Linked DNA regions of Homo sapiens: region 2 is linked to region 1. Evidence: chromatin contacts called from ENCODE Hi-C or POLR2A ChIA-PET data. All regions are on one chromosome and are shown on one strand. The core of a region is the stretch at or near the end of the contact, and the rest is flanking DNA. Distances in the headings are between cores, read along the strand shown.

Region 1 (5,971 bases), core at 1,945-4,444:
CAACATGGTAAAACCCTGTCTCTACTAAAAAAATACAAAAATTGGCCAGGTGTGGTGGTGGGCACCTGTAGTCCCAGCTACTTGGGAGGCTGAGGCAGGAGAATCGCTTGAACTTAGGATGCGGAGGTTTCAGGGCACCGAGATCTTGCCATTGCACTCCAGCCCGGACAACAGAGTGAGACTCTGTCTCAGATAAAATAAAATAAATAAAGCATGTCTCATGTTGGAAGTAGGGGGTGGCAGAGGGTGCAGATTGCAAAAGGGACTGGGATGAAGGTGGTGGGATATAGCTCCCTACTCCCCACCCCCACACCCTCTGTTCAACCTGAACAAGCTCTTCCCCACGCTGATGTTTTAACACCCAGTATCTTCCCGGTTCTTCATCAAGTGCTTTCCTTCTATTTGCATGAATTTCACAACAGTGCTGGGAAACAGCAAAATCAGTACCTGGCATATAGTGGGTGCTTAAGAAAACCCTGCTGTTGAAATACTCTTTTACAGATGGGGAAAACGTGGCTTAGGGAGATTAGATGAGGCACCCTCAGTCTCACTGTTAGAAAAGGGTTCTGTTAAGACTCCAACCTATATTATTCCTTATCTTCAGAGGCAAATTCGAGTTAGATCAGGAGTACAAGCTCTGAAATACAAGGAGTACAAGGCTGAAATCGGTCTTGGTTGATTTCAGCCTTTTCCACTTACTGGCTGTGTGACCTTCTGTTAGTCACTGAACCTCTCTGAGCCTTCCAGTCCTCATCTTTCTCGTCAGGGTTGAAGCACAGATTAGAAACCACGTGTACAAAATGCCCAACATGGAACCGGTGCTCAGTCAACGGCACTGCTGCCCCAGCCCCTCCACAACATTACAGAGCAGGCTGAACTTGCTGTGTGACCTTGGGTAACTCACCTTCCCTCTCTGAGCCTCAGTGTCATCATTTTTAAGATGATTCTATTGGACATGCCCATCTGGTCCCTCAGCATCCCCACTTAAACCACTGGTCTGAGCCTTGGGTCCACCCACACCTGCCACACCCTCCACCAGGGCTAGTCCCACCAAGCCACATACCTTGAAGCCGTCTCGGGTCACCTGGCCCTTCTGAAAGTTCCTCATGAACTCAGCATTCTCTGCCTGGGTGTGCACCTCCTTGGTGGCCTCCTTCAGGGCCTCTGACAAATCCTGGGGCATGCTGAGGAGGAAATGGGAAAGGTGAACACAAAGCTGGCTGGGGGTGGGGTCCTTCCCAACTGCTGAGCCTCCCACCTGTGGGCAGGCCTTCAAGAGACTCCCATCCTCATTCAGGCCACGTTCTCAATCGCTTTAAGATGCAGCCTTGTGGCTGGGCACGGTGGCTCACGCCTGTAATCCCAGCGCTTTGGGAGGCCAAGGCAGGTGGATCACCTGAGGTCAGGAGTTCGAGACCAGCCTGGCAAACATGGTGAAACCCCGTCTCTACTAAAAATACAAAAATTAGCCGGGCATGGTGGCAGGTGCCTGTAATCCCAGCAATTATGCCTGTAATTGCTTGAATCCCGGAGGCAGAGGTTGCAGTGAGCTGAGATCACACCACTGCACTCCAGACTTGGTGACAGAGAGACTCCATCTCAAAAAAAGAAAAAAAAAGAAAAAAAGGGCCAGGCATGGTGGCTCACGCCTGTAATCCTAGCACTTTGGGAGGCTGAGGCGGGCAGATCACCTGAGGCCAGGAGTTTGAGCCCAGCCTGGCCAACATGGTGAAACCCTATCTCTACTAAAAATACAAAAAAAAAAAAAAAAATAGCCGGGCATGGTAGTGGGCGCCTGTAATCCCAACTACTTGGGAGGCTGAGGCAGGAGAATCGCTTGAACCCAGGAGGCAGAGGTTGCAGTGAGCCGAGATCGCGCCACTGCACTCCAGCCTGGGCAACAGAGCAACACTCCATCTCAAAAAAAGAAAAGCAAAAAAGCAAAAAAACAAAAAAACAAAAAACAAAAAACAAATTCAGGCTGGGCATGGTGGCTCTCGCAGCTTTGTAAACACTCTTCAGTCATTAAAACACTAAATAATACAGTCCCCCAAACCAAGGGGGAAATCCTGGTACAGGTAGTTCGCAGTGGAGAGGAGGAGGAGGTACAGCATAACCCAGGAAGAAGCAGCAGCCCCATGAACCGGCATCTCCAAGTTTGTAATTGCTTTGATTGGCTTTTAGACCCAATATTTAATTCAGTTATTTTGTTAAAGTTCCAGATGCAAATCTCATGACCCCCTATCATGTTATGCTCATCATGAAGGCGTCAGGGTTAAAAAGCCTGAGAAAGTCTGCTTTAGTCAAAGAAAAAGTCTTTCTGGGAGTATTTCTGTCATGGGTCCGTATCCCTGCCTCCCCACAGAATTGTCATTTTTCCCTTTTCTCCTGCCCTGCTTCCCTGTTCTACAACACAGCTGGTCAAAGTCTCAGGAGAAATGGCACATGTCTGTAAGTCCCAGCTACTCTGGAGGCTGAGGTGGGAGGATGCTTAAGCCCAGGAGTTAAAAAAAAAAATACTAACAAATTATTGAAAGAAGGGAATGAGTGAGACCTGGAGGTGGGCAGACCAAGGTTCAAGGCCCAGTTCTGACACCAGCTAACTGAGCACTCTTGGGCATGTCGCCTCCCTGAACTGGGCTATCTGTGAGACATGGAACACCGCAGCCAGGGTGATGTCTGGCTCAGGTCCTCCGTAGCTAGTGAGGGACAGATGCCACCAAGAGAACCAAGCATGCTCCCCCAGGCTGGCAGAGCCCCAGAGATCTAGATTCAGCAGAGAGCAACTCCAAACACACCTCGAAAGTAGGATTAAAAAAAAAATTGGCTACCTCAAAGACTGGATACTCTAGGGACACTCCCATCTTGGTCACCAACCGCATACCAGGGTGCCAGGCATGTAAATTACCGTTCCTCCCTCCAACTACCCTACGGGCACAGGCAGGATCAGAACCCCGCACCTCCTGACTCCAGAGCCCAAGTTTCTGGCTCCTGGGCTCTGTCGCTGTGTGGCAGTGTCCCGGGGTGGGGCTAGGACGCAAGCAGGGTTGGGAGAGAAAGGCGCCCGTCCCGCGTCCCGCGCCCCGCGCTTGCCTGTCGGGTTGCGGACGCTCCATCCGGCCGGTGCTGGGCTCGTTCGTGCTGGCTCCGCGGGCGGCGGCTGCGCTGAGGACGCTCGAGAGGAGGCAGGCGTTGACTGCCGGAGCCGCGGCCGGTCACATTTATGCTCGGCGGGTCACGTGGGCCAGGCGGAACAGCTGATGCCCACTTTCTGGCCGGGCGTTGCAACACCCGCAGGGGCCCGCGCCCAGCCCGCCCCGGGCCAGTGTGGGGTGGAGAGGAGCAGTCATATGACCCTTGGGAAACAAAGTCTGGCCATAGGACTTTTAGAGAAAACACACACACACACACACACACACACACATACACACACACACACACACACACACACACACAAAACCTTTAAGGAAATCTGAGAAGCTGCAGGCTCTGGGTGTGATTTTGCTCCTTCCAGAGCCCCCCCTTCTGCTCCCTGTCCCCTTGGGACTTGATGCACCCCAGGCGTCCCAGAAGGTTCCAGAAAGCTGGGAGGCAGCGCTGCTCAGAGCAATAGCCTGGTGGGCAACATCAGGAACTTAGCAACCCCAGGCTCTGCTGTCTCCAGCTCCCTAAAATGTCACCTGCTGGAATCCTCTGCTGACTGCTTGCCTCCTCACACCCTCTTTAAATGTACATTTAGGATCTGTTTTTTGAGTTCCTGTCAAAAAACAGAGACTCTAGTATTTTCATGGTTCATCCCTACAACTGACCTGTGAGGGTAGATCGCTTCTATTTTACAGATGGGGAAACCGAGGCTCAGAGGGGTGCAGTGGTGTCACACATAAAGCAGGATGCCAGTGTCCAAACCCAGGGAGGAGACTAAGTCCCCGCCTGCCTCCTCCACACTCTGGCAGCACCTGGTATCCGCCTGGACTGGGACACCTGTCATACAAACTGCTTCCCTGCTGGAATGCGTGGGACACTCTTCCAGGCACATTCAGGTCTGACTTATACTCAGTGCCTGCTCAGGGCCCAGAGCAGAGCTGGCCCTTGCTGATCGCCTATTGAATCAATTCTGCATGAGGTGGACTCCTTAGAACTCGGGGGAAATAGGGTCACTGGGTGAACCCAGAGGACAAAACGAATGGACCAGATGATTCATACAGTCCTTTCCCAATACTGTGATTCTCATTCTAAGATTTTTTTTTTAAGATGGCTTTCAGGCCTGGCATGGTAGCTCACACCTGTAGTCCCAGTACTTTGGGAGGTTGAGGTGGGAAGAGCGCTTTGAGCCCAGTCGAGGTGGGAAGATTGCTTTGAGTTCGAGACTGGCCTGGGCAACATAGGGAGACCCTGTCTCTACAAAATATAAAATAAATTAGCTGGGCATGGTGGCACATGCCTGTGGTCCCAGCTACTTGGGAGGCTGAGGCTGGAGGTTCACTTGAGCCTGGGATGTAGAGGCTGGAGTGAGCTGTGACCACGCTACTGTATTCTAACCTGGGCAACAGAACAAGACGCTGTCCCTCAAAAAAAAAAAAAAACAAAAAAAAAAAAAAAAAACTTCCTGGAATTCAGCCTAGGGCCACTACAGCCCAGAGGCACTTCTGAGATTGTATTGGAAAGGATCATCCTCCCAAGGGTGAGCTAAGGGGCCTTGAAAAAAATTCCCCTTCTTCCTCTGAAGGTTCCCCGAAAACCAACCGACAAAAGTCAGGTTAAGAGGAGAAAAGACATACAAAAATGTATTGTAATGGGGTAATCACGGAAGAATGGTGACCCTGTAACCCAGTGGAGTACAGAGGCTACCCAGCCTTTTTTATAGGGGAGAAGGGAGATAGGGAATGCAGACAATTCTTTTGAAAGACAGTAAATCATTAGCAAGAAGGAATGGCCCTGGAGGTGAAAGGCCGACTTTAAGGGAAGGTGGAGGTGGAGCCGCACAGGGACAAAGGTTGTCCTAGGCAGATAAAGTCCCCCAGGTAATCTCTTGGCACTGTCCTCAGAAGAACAGGTAAATCTGTCTGGGTCTGGTGATGACTCCCAGTCTCTTTCTCTCTCCAGTGGTTGATCTTTCCTGGATATTTGATGAGATTACTAGAAAAAGGGCTTAACACTGGCCGGGCGCGGTGGCTCACACCTGTAATCCCAGCACTTTGGGAGGCTGAGGCAGGAGAATCGCTTGAACCCGGGAGGAGGAGGAGGTTGCAGTGAGCCAAGATAGTGCCACTGCACTCCAGCCTGGGTGACAAGAGCGAGACTCTGTCTCAAAGGAAAAAAAGACTTAACACAATTGCATTTCTTTTGTAAAGAAGTGTTCTTGGTCAGATAAGGAAATTCCAGAGAGCGTCTCTCCCTGTGCTTGTCGGGGGAACAAGACAAGCTTACAGGGACCTTGACTCTGAGGCAGCTCCTAAGGCCTCTCATCATGTCAAAGCACCAGTTGTCCTGGTATCACTTTCTGAGCCCCAACAGTGGCATGTAAAGCACAAAGGTGGAGACCTTGCCTACTACTTTGCTTTGTAAATTCCCAGTTCCTGGAATAGTGCCTGGTAGGTCACAGTTAATACTGAATGCATGCCTGAATGAATAGATGCTTCAAGGTCTCTTTCTGGGAAAAAATAATAATATTGTTAGGCTGTAATATTGCTGGGCTGATAGAATGGGCTGGAACCAAGCCACAATTCCAAACTGTCATTCTAACCAGCCTTTATTGAGAATTTACTATGTGCAGAGACTTCACGCGCGTGATTGCAGCCCATCCTGACAACAGCCTTGCAAGCTATTTTCATCTCTATTTTGCCCACATGAGCACTGAGGGACAAAGAGGATAAGTCATTTTCCCAAGTCATACAGTTAATGATGGAAGAGCCAGGATTCAAACTACAGCACTTTGAAGCCAGTCCCCACAGTCCTGACCACCACACTCCAA
Region 2 (5,971 bases), core at 2,392-4,891, 670 kb before region 1:
CAAGGATTTGGGTGAGGGATTGTGGGCTTGTATTATGTTTCCTTGAGTATGTCCGCCTCTTCTGCTTAGCTGATATCTGTTAGGAGGGTACCATGCCCTAAACACGTCTGTATCCCAGATTCCAGCAGAGTGCCTGGTATGTGGTCGCATGAAGCAAAGTCTGTAGTGGCACACGTTGAGCTTATGAATTCCCATAACTCTATGGAGAAGTCCCACACCAAATTTTAAGGAGCAGATCGGATTTCAGAATTGCAGGGTAGAGTTCAGGTTACAACGACAGATTGCACATATGCGTCTAATTTTGCTCCCTCCTGAAACCTCACTGAAACTTCTGGAAGAGGAATACTTTTTTAAAAAGAGACATAAACCCACAATGTTGAGAAAAGCAGGATGGGAAAGCACGGCCACAAGAGGGGAGGGACGGGGGGTCACTGGTTGTCAGGCCTGGGAAAGCCTGACAAATGAGTCCCAGGCAGCCGTGGGAAGGCTGAGCATGGATGCGATTGACAGGACAGACTCTGCCAAAGACAGAGAGCTGGCAGCGCCAGGTCCCTCTGCGAGTGAAGGGGGTGATGGTGGTGCTAAAATAAGAAAGACTGGTGGGGGAAGTTATTTAGGAAGCTCTTAGACCCCTAGATCCCCTCCCACCTCACACCCCCGCGCCCCCACAGCGGAAGTCTGGAAGATTATTCTCAGGAGAGGGTAAAACAAAGCTGCTCTGAATCGGGGGATGCCAGGCACATTGAGGACATGAGTACTGCTCAGAAAAGCCAGGGATAAAGGAGTCAAATGTATCTTAATGTTGAACGTGGCAACACCATACGCATACCCTTCCAGGCCTGCCACTCTGCTTGTTTCCTGGGACCCTGACAACCAAACCCTTACCCCCCAGGCAGAGGACCGGAAGATGACTAGCTTAAAGAGAAAACAAGAACACTGGATTGGGTTTCCCAGCAAATAGCCACCCAGACCACCCTGCTGCAAAGTTTGAGTGGATGGTGCCTGGTGCTCAAGCTCCCAATTAACTTTGTAGCTTTTTATTGAGAAGAGAGCTAAGAAATACCTCACATTGAAGAAAAACCTTGAACATGGAAGAGAGAAACCAAAACAGACAGGACCAGACAGGATCAAAGCAACCAGGAAGAAACAGACACCATGGATCTGGTATGGTGTCTCACGCCTGTAATTCCAGCACTTTGGGAGGCTGAGGCGGGTAGATCACCTGAGGTCAGGAGTTCGAGACCAGCTTGGCCAACATGGTGAAACCTCTATCTCTACTAAACATACAAAAATTAGCCAGGCTTGGTGGTGTGTGCCTGTAATCCCAGCTACTTGGGAGGCTGCAGCAGGAGAATCGCTTGAACCCGGGAGGTGGAGGTTGCAGTGAGCTGAGATTGCACCACTGCACTCCAGTCTGGGTAACAGTGAAACTCTGTCTCAAAAAACAAAAAAGAAACAGACACCAAACACCATGCATGGAGTTAAAAAAAAAAATCATTTTGTCTTTAGAGAGATAAAAGATTATTGCATCCCACAACTGAAACAAAAACAGGGTTCCGTTTGGTAACATTCAAAGATTTAGAAAGAGCTTTAGAAATTAAAGATAGGATTGTTGACGCTTTAAAAAATCAATAAAAGGGTTGGAAGATCAAGTTGAGGAACCACTGAAGAAATTAGAGCAAGGGCCGGGTGCGGTGGCTCATACCTGTAATCCCAGCACTATGGGAGGCCGAGGCAAGAGGGTCACTTGAGCTCAGGAGTTCAAGACCAACTTGGGCAACATAAAAAAAGCCCTCTCTCTGGCCAGGCGCAGTGGCTCACACCTGTAATTCCATCACTTTGGGAGGCTGAGGCAGGCAGATCAGCAGATAGAGACCATCCTGGCTAACATGGTGAAACCGCGTCTCTACTAAAAATACAAAAAAACTAGCCAGGCATGGTGGCGGGCGCCTGTAGTCCCAGCTACTAGGGAGGCTGAGGCAGGAGAATGGCGTGAACCTGGGAGGTGGAGCTTGCAGTGAGCTGAGATCACGCCACTGCACTCCAGCCTGGGTGACAGAGCGAGACTCCGTGTCAAAAAACAAACAAACAAAAACCAAAAACAAACAAAACAGAAAAAAAAAAAGCCCTGTCTCTAAAAAAATAATAATAATTTTAAGTTAGCCAAGCATGGTGGCATGTACCTGCAGTCCTGGCTACTTGGGAAACTGAGATAGGAGGATCGCTTGAGCCCGGGAGTTCGGGGCTGCAGGGAGATGATCTCACCACTGCACTCCAGCCTGGGTGACAGAGCAAAAAAACAAAAGAAAGAAGAGAAATTAGAGCAACAAAGACAAAGAGACTGAAAATAGGAAAGAAGGCAGGTGCGGTGGCTCACACCTATAATCCCAACACCTTGGGAGGCCAAGGTGGGAGGATGACTTGAGTGGAGGAGTTCAAGACTAGCCTGGGCAACATAGTGAGATCCTGTCTCTGAAAAGAAAAGAAAATAAATGAAAATAAAAGGTGGAGGGGAGGGAAGGGCAGGGAAGGGCAGGTCAAGGAAGGGAAGGAAAGGGAAGGGAAGGGAGAAGGGAAGGGAGGAGGGAAGGGGGAAGGGAGAAGGGAAGGGAGGAGGGAAGGGGGAAGGGAGAAGGGAAGGGAGAAGGGAAAGGAGAAGGGAAGGGAGAAGGGAAGGGAGAAGGGACAGGAAGGGAAAAGGGAGAAGGGAAGGCAGAAGGGATGGGAAGGGAAAGGAAGGGAGAAGGGAAGGGAGAAAGGAAGGGAGAAGGGATGGGAAGGGAGAAGGGAGAAGGGAAGGGAGAAGGGATGGGAAGGGAGAAGGGAGAAGAGATGGGAAGGGAAGGGAGAAGGGATGGGAAGGGAGAAGCAGGGAAGGGAAGGGGGAAGGGAGAAGGGAAGGGAAGGGAAGGCAAGGGGGAAGGGAAGGGAGAAGGGAAGGGAAGGGAAGGGAAGAGAAGAGAAGAGAAGGGAAGGGAAGAGAAAGGAAGGGAATCCAGTCTGGGAGATCCAACATCAGAATAACAGGGGTTCTAGAAGAGAACAGAGAGAATGGGGAGGAAATCATTAATGATCAACTCAAGAAATTTTGCAGAATGCATATTTCTACACTGAAGAACCCTCACAAGTGCTGAGCAAGATGGATGAAAATAGACCCAAGTTAAGGTACGTTGCTGTGAAATTTCAGAATCCTGAGAGGAAAAAGGAAGATTCTATAAGCTTCCAGAGAGGGAAACACAGAATCAGAATAGCTTCAGTATTCCCATAGCAACACTGAGGGCTAGACGATGACCCAATGCTGTCAAAGGTTGGAATGAAAACGATCTGTAATCTGTAATGTAAAATTCTATTATCAGTGCAGGTATTAACCAGGTATGAATATTTGAAATGTTTAGACATAAAAATTTCCAAACATCTAAGATCTCAAAATACTTTCCCACGCAGGCTTTCTTGGCAAGCTACAGGAGGAGAAGCTCCATTGAAACAAAGAGTACAGATTAGGGAATGAGAAGATGTGGGTTCAGTAAGCCAGAGGTCTACTACATGAGAGAGTGACAGTCATACCCCAGACAGTGTGGAGGGAGGGCAACCAGTCCAACCAGTCCCCAGGAAGTCCTGTGACTCAGCAGATAGGCAGACATGTTTGGGTGTTACCACCAAGATCCTAGCTTGAGTTCAAGGAAGAAAATGCTGAGAGACGTGGAGTTTTAACTGTTGTCTAGGGCTGACTTGCCTTGACCAGGTGCTAGAAGAGTTTCTATTCTCCCTGCAGGCGTTTCAGCTTGGTGTTAGTGTTCAGCTTTGGCCCGCTCCAGAGACCTGAAGATAGACCAATGAGCGGAGAAGCGAAACAAACAAACAAACCAAAAAATGGAGCAGGCTCCTCTCCTTGAATGTTTTTCTGCCAGACTGCAGTTCACAGCTCACCCTACAGCTCTTTCAGAGGCCCCCATATCCACGGACTTCCCTGGAAGCCCCTCTTGCAGACAGCTGGAGCCAGACCGTGGATCCACACTTTCGGCCCATTTTCTCCTAGGAAACCTTACCTAGTAGTAGCAATATTGCCTTTTACTTACCATGTTTTGAGCTTGCTTCTTCGTTTTCCAAAACCAAACAAGATATGGATACACATAGATAGTAAAACTGCACAGGAGTGCAAGGGAATGTTTAACTAAAAAATCAGAATAGAGCCCTGGTTCAGTGACTCACACCTGTAATCCCAGCACTCTGGGAGGCTGAGACTGGAGGATCACTTGAGGCCAGGAGTTCAAGACCAGCCTGGGCAATATAGTGAGACCCTTTCTCTACAAAAATATAAATAAATTTTTTCTTTTTTTTTTTGAGACAGTCTTGCTCTGTCACCCAGGCTGGAGTGCAGTGGCATGATCTTGGCTCACTGCAACCTCTGCCTCACAGGTTCATGCAACTCTCCTGCCTCAGCCTCCCAAGTAGCTGGGACTACAGGCACCCACCACCACACCTGGATAATTTTTGTATTTTTTGTTTGTTTGTTTGTTTGTTTGAAACGGAGTTTCGCTCTTGTTGCCCAGGCTGGAGTGCAACGGCACGATCTCGGCTCACTGCAATCTCCGCCTCCCGGATTTACACGATTCTCGTGCCTCAGCCTCCCGAGTAGCTGGGATTATAGGCACCCACCATCATGCCCACTAATTTTTGTATGTTTAATAGAGACGAGGTTTCACAATGTTGGCCAGGCTGGTCTTCTACTCCTGACCTCAGGTGATCTGCCTGCCTTGGCCTCAAAAAGTGCTGGGACTACAGGCATGAGCCACCGCACCCCAGCCAATGAACTAATTTTTAAAATCTGAATAGAGGTTACCCTTGTAGGACTAGAAAGTGATGTTATCTTGGAGGGCCTATGGTAGAATTTTTAAGTGCTAGAAATATTTTTATTTTAATTTTTTTTTAATTTTTGTATGGAGATAGGGTCTTTGGGAGGCTGAGGCAGGAGAATCGCTTGAGCCCTGGAGGCAGAGGTTACAATGAAGGGAGACTGTGCCACTGCACTCCAGCCTGGGTGACAGAGCGAGACTCTGTCTCAAACAAAAAAAAAAAAAGAGAGAGAGAGAGAGACAGGGTTTCCTTATGTTGTCCAAGCTGTTCTTGAACTCCTGATCTCAAGCAGTCCTCCTGCCTCACCCTCCCCCAAATACTGGGATTACAGGCATGAGCCACTGCACCCCTTTTATTTCTTATTTATTTATTTTTATGCTTTAATTTATAGAGATGGGGTCTTGCTTTGTTGCCCAGGCTGGTCTTGACTTCCTGGCCTATCAATTCTTATATATTTATGATTCAATTCACAATAAAAACCTTTAAATCTAGGAAAAATTAGGGGATTTTAAGTGACAACTCAGAGATCAGATTTTTTTTTTTTTTTTTTTTTTTTTTGAGAATGAGTTTCACTCTTGTTGTCCAGGCTGGAGTGCAATGGCACTATCTTGGCTCACTGCAACCTCTGCCTCCTGGGTTCAAGCAATTCTCCTGCCTCAGCCTCCTGAGTAGCTGGGATTACAGGCACCCACCACCACGCCCAGCTAATTTTTGAATTTTTAGTAGAGACAGGGTTTCACCATGTTGGCCAGGCTGGTCTTGAATTCCTGACCTCAGGTGATCCGCCTGCCACGGCCTCCCAAAGTACTGGGATTACAGGTGTGAGCCACCATGCCCAGCCAGATATTTGATTTATAGGTTTATTTCTCCTATCACTCTGTTTAATGCTGGTAGCTACCCGTCCCCCATCACTCACACCCATCCCAGGCCCTTTCAATTCCTCTTACTCTGCTCTATTTTTTTTTTAATAGTTCTTATTAGCTTCTTCTATCCTCTAGAATAGTGGATCTCAACATTTTTGGTTCAAAAATTTTGATGTTAAATATTATTGAAGACTTCAAATAACTTGTTATAATGGGTTATATCTGTTGATATTTACCATATTTGAAATTAAAAC

Evidence for each region. A loop is a pair of places that touch in the nucleus more often than their neighbours do. ChIA-PET counts read pairs that join two places held with the same protein, here RNA polymerase II (POLR2A).
Region 2: a loop to region 1 is called in a map of PC-9, with 4 times the contacts of the local background. The contact joins the enhancer-like site here to the promoter of HMOX1 in region 1. A Hi-C loop is called at or near these places in 1 of 168 maps with a recorded cell type or tissue (PC-9). POLR2A ChIA-PET finds 5 or more read pairs at or near these places in 5 of 52 experiments (Caco-2, H1, PC-9 and 2 more).

The regions. Positions count from the first base shown.
Region 1 is chr22:35,378,319-35,384,289 of GRCh38, reverse strand. It overlaps HMOX1 (heme oxygenase 1), which reads right to left and starts at 3,194. Exons shown (of 5, transcript NM_002133.3): 1 at 3,094-3,194; 2 at 1,064-1,184. The coding sequence starts at 3,116. RefSeq lists silencers at 2,924-3,093, 3,394-3,473.
Region 2 is chr22:36,050,426-36,056,396 of GRCh38, reverse strand. No RefSeq gene overlaps it. Among named protein-coding and RNA genes, the nearest start is that of RBFOX2, 25 kb to the right of the region's middle. RefSeq lists an enhancer at 3,172-4,371. Within about 2 kb of position 3,641, at least 4 of the 41 ENCODE cell types and tissues checked have a DNase peak (open chromatin) inside an H3K27ac peak, as active enhancers do; they include PC-9, where a contact is called at or near this core.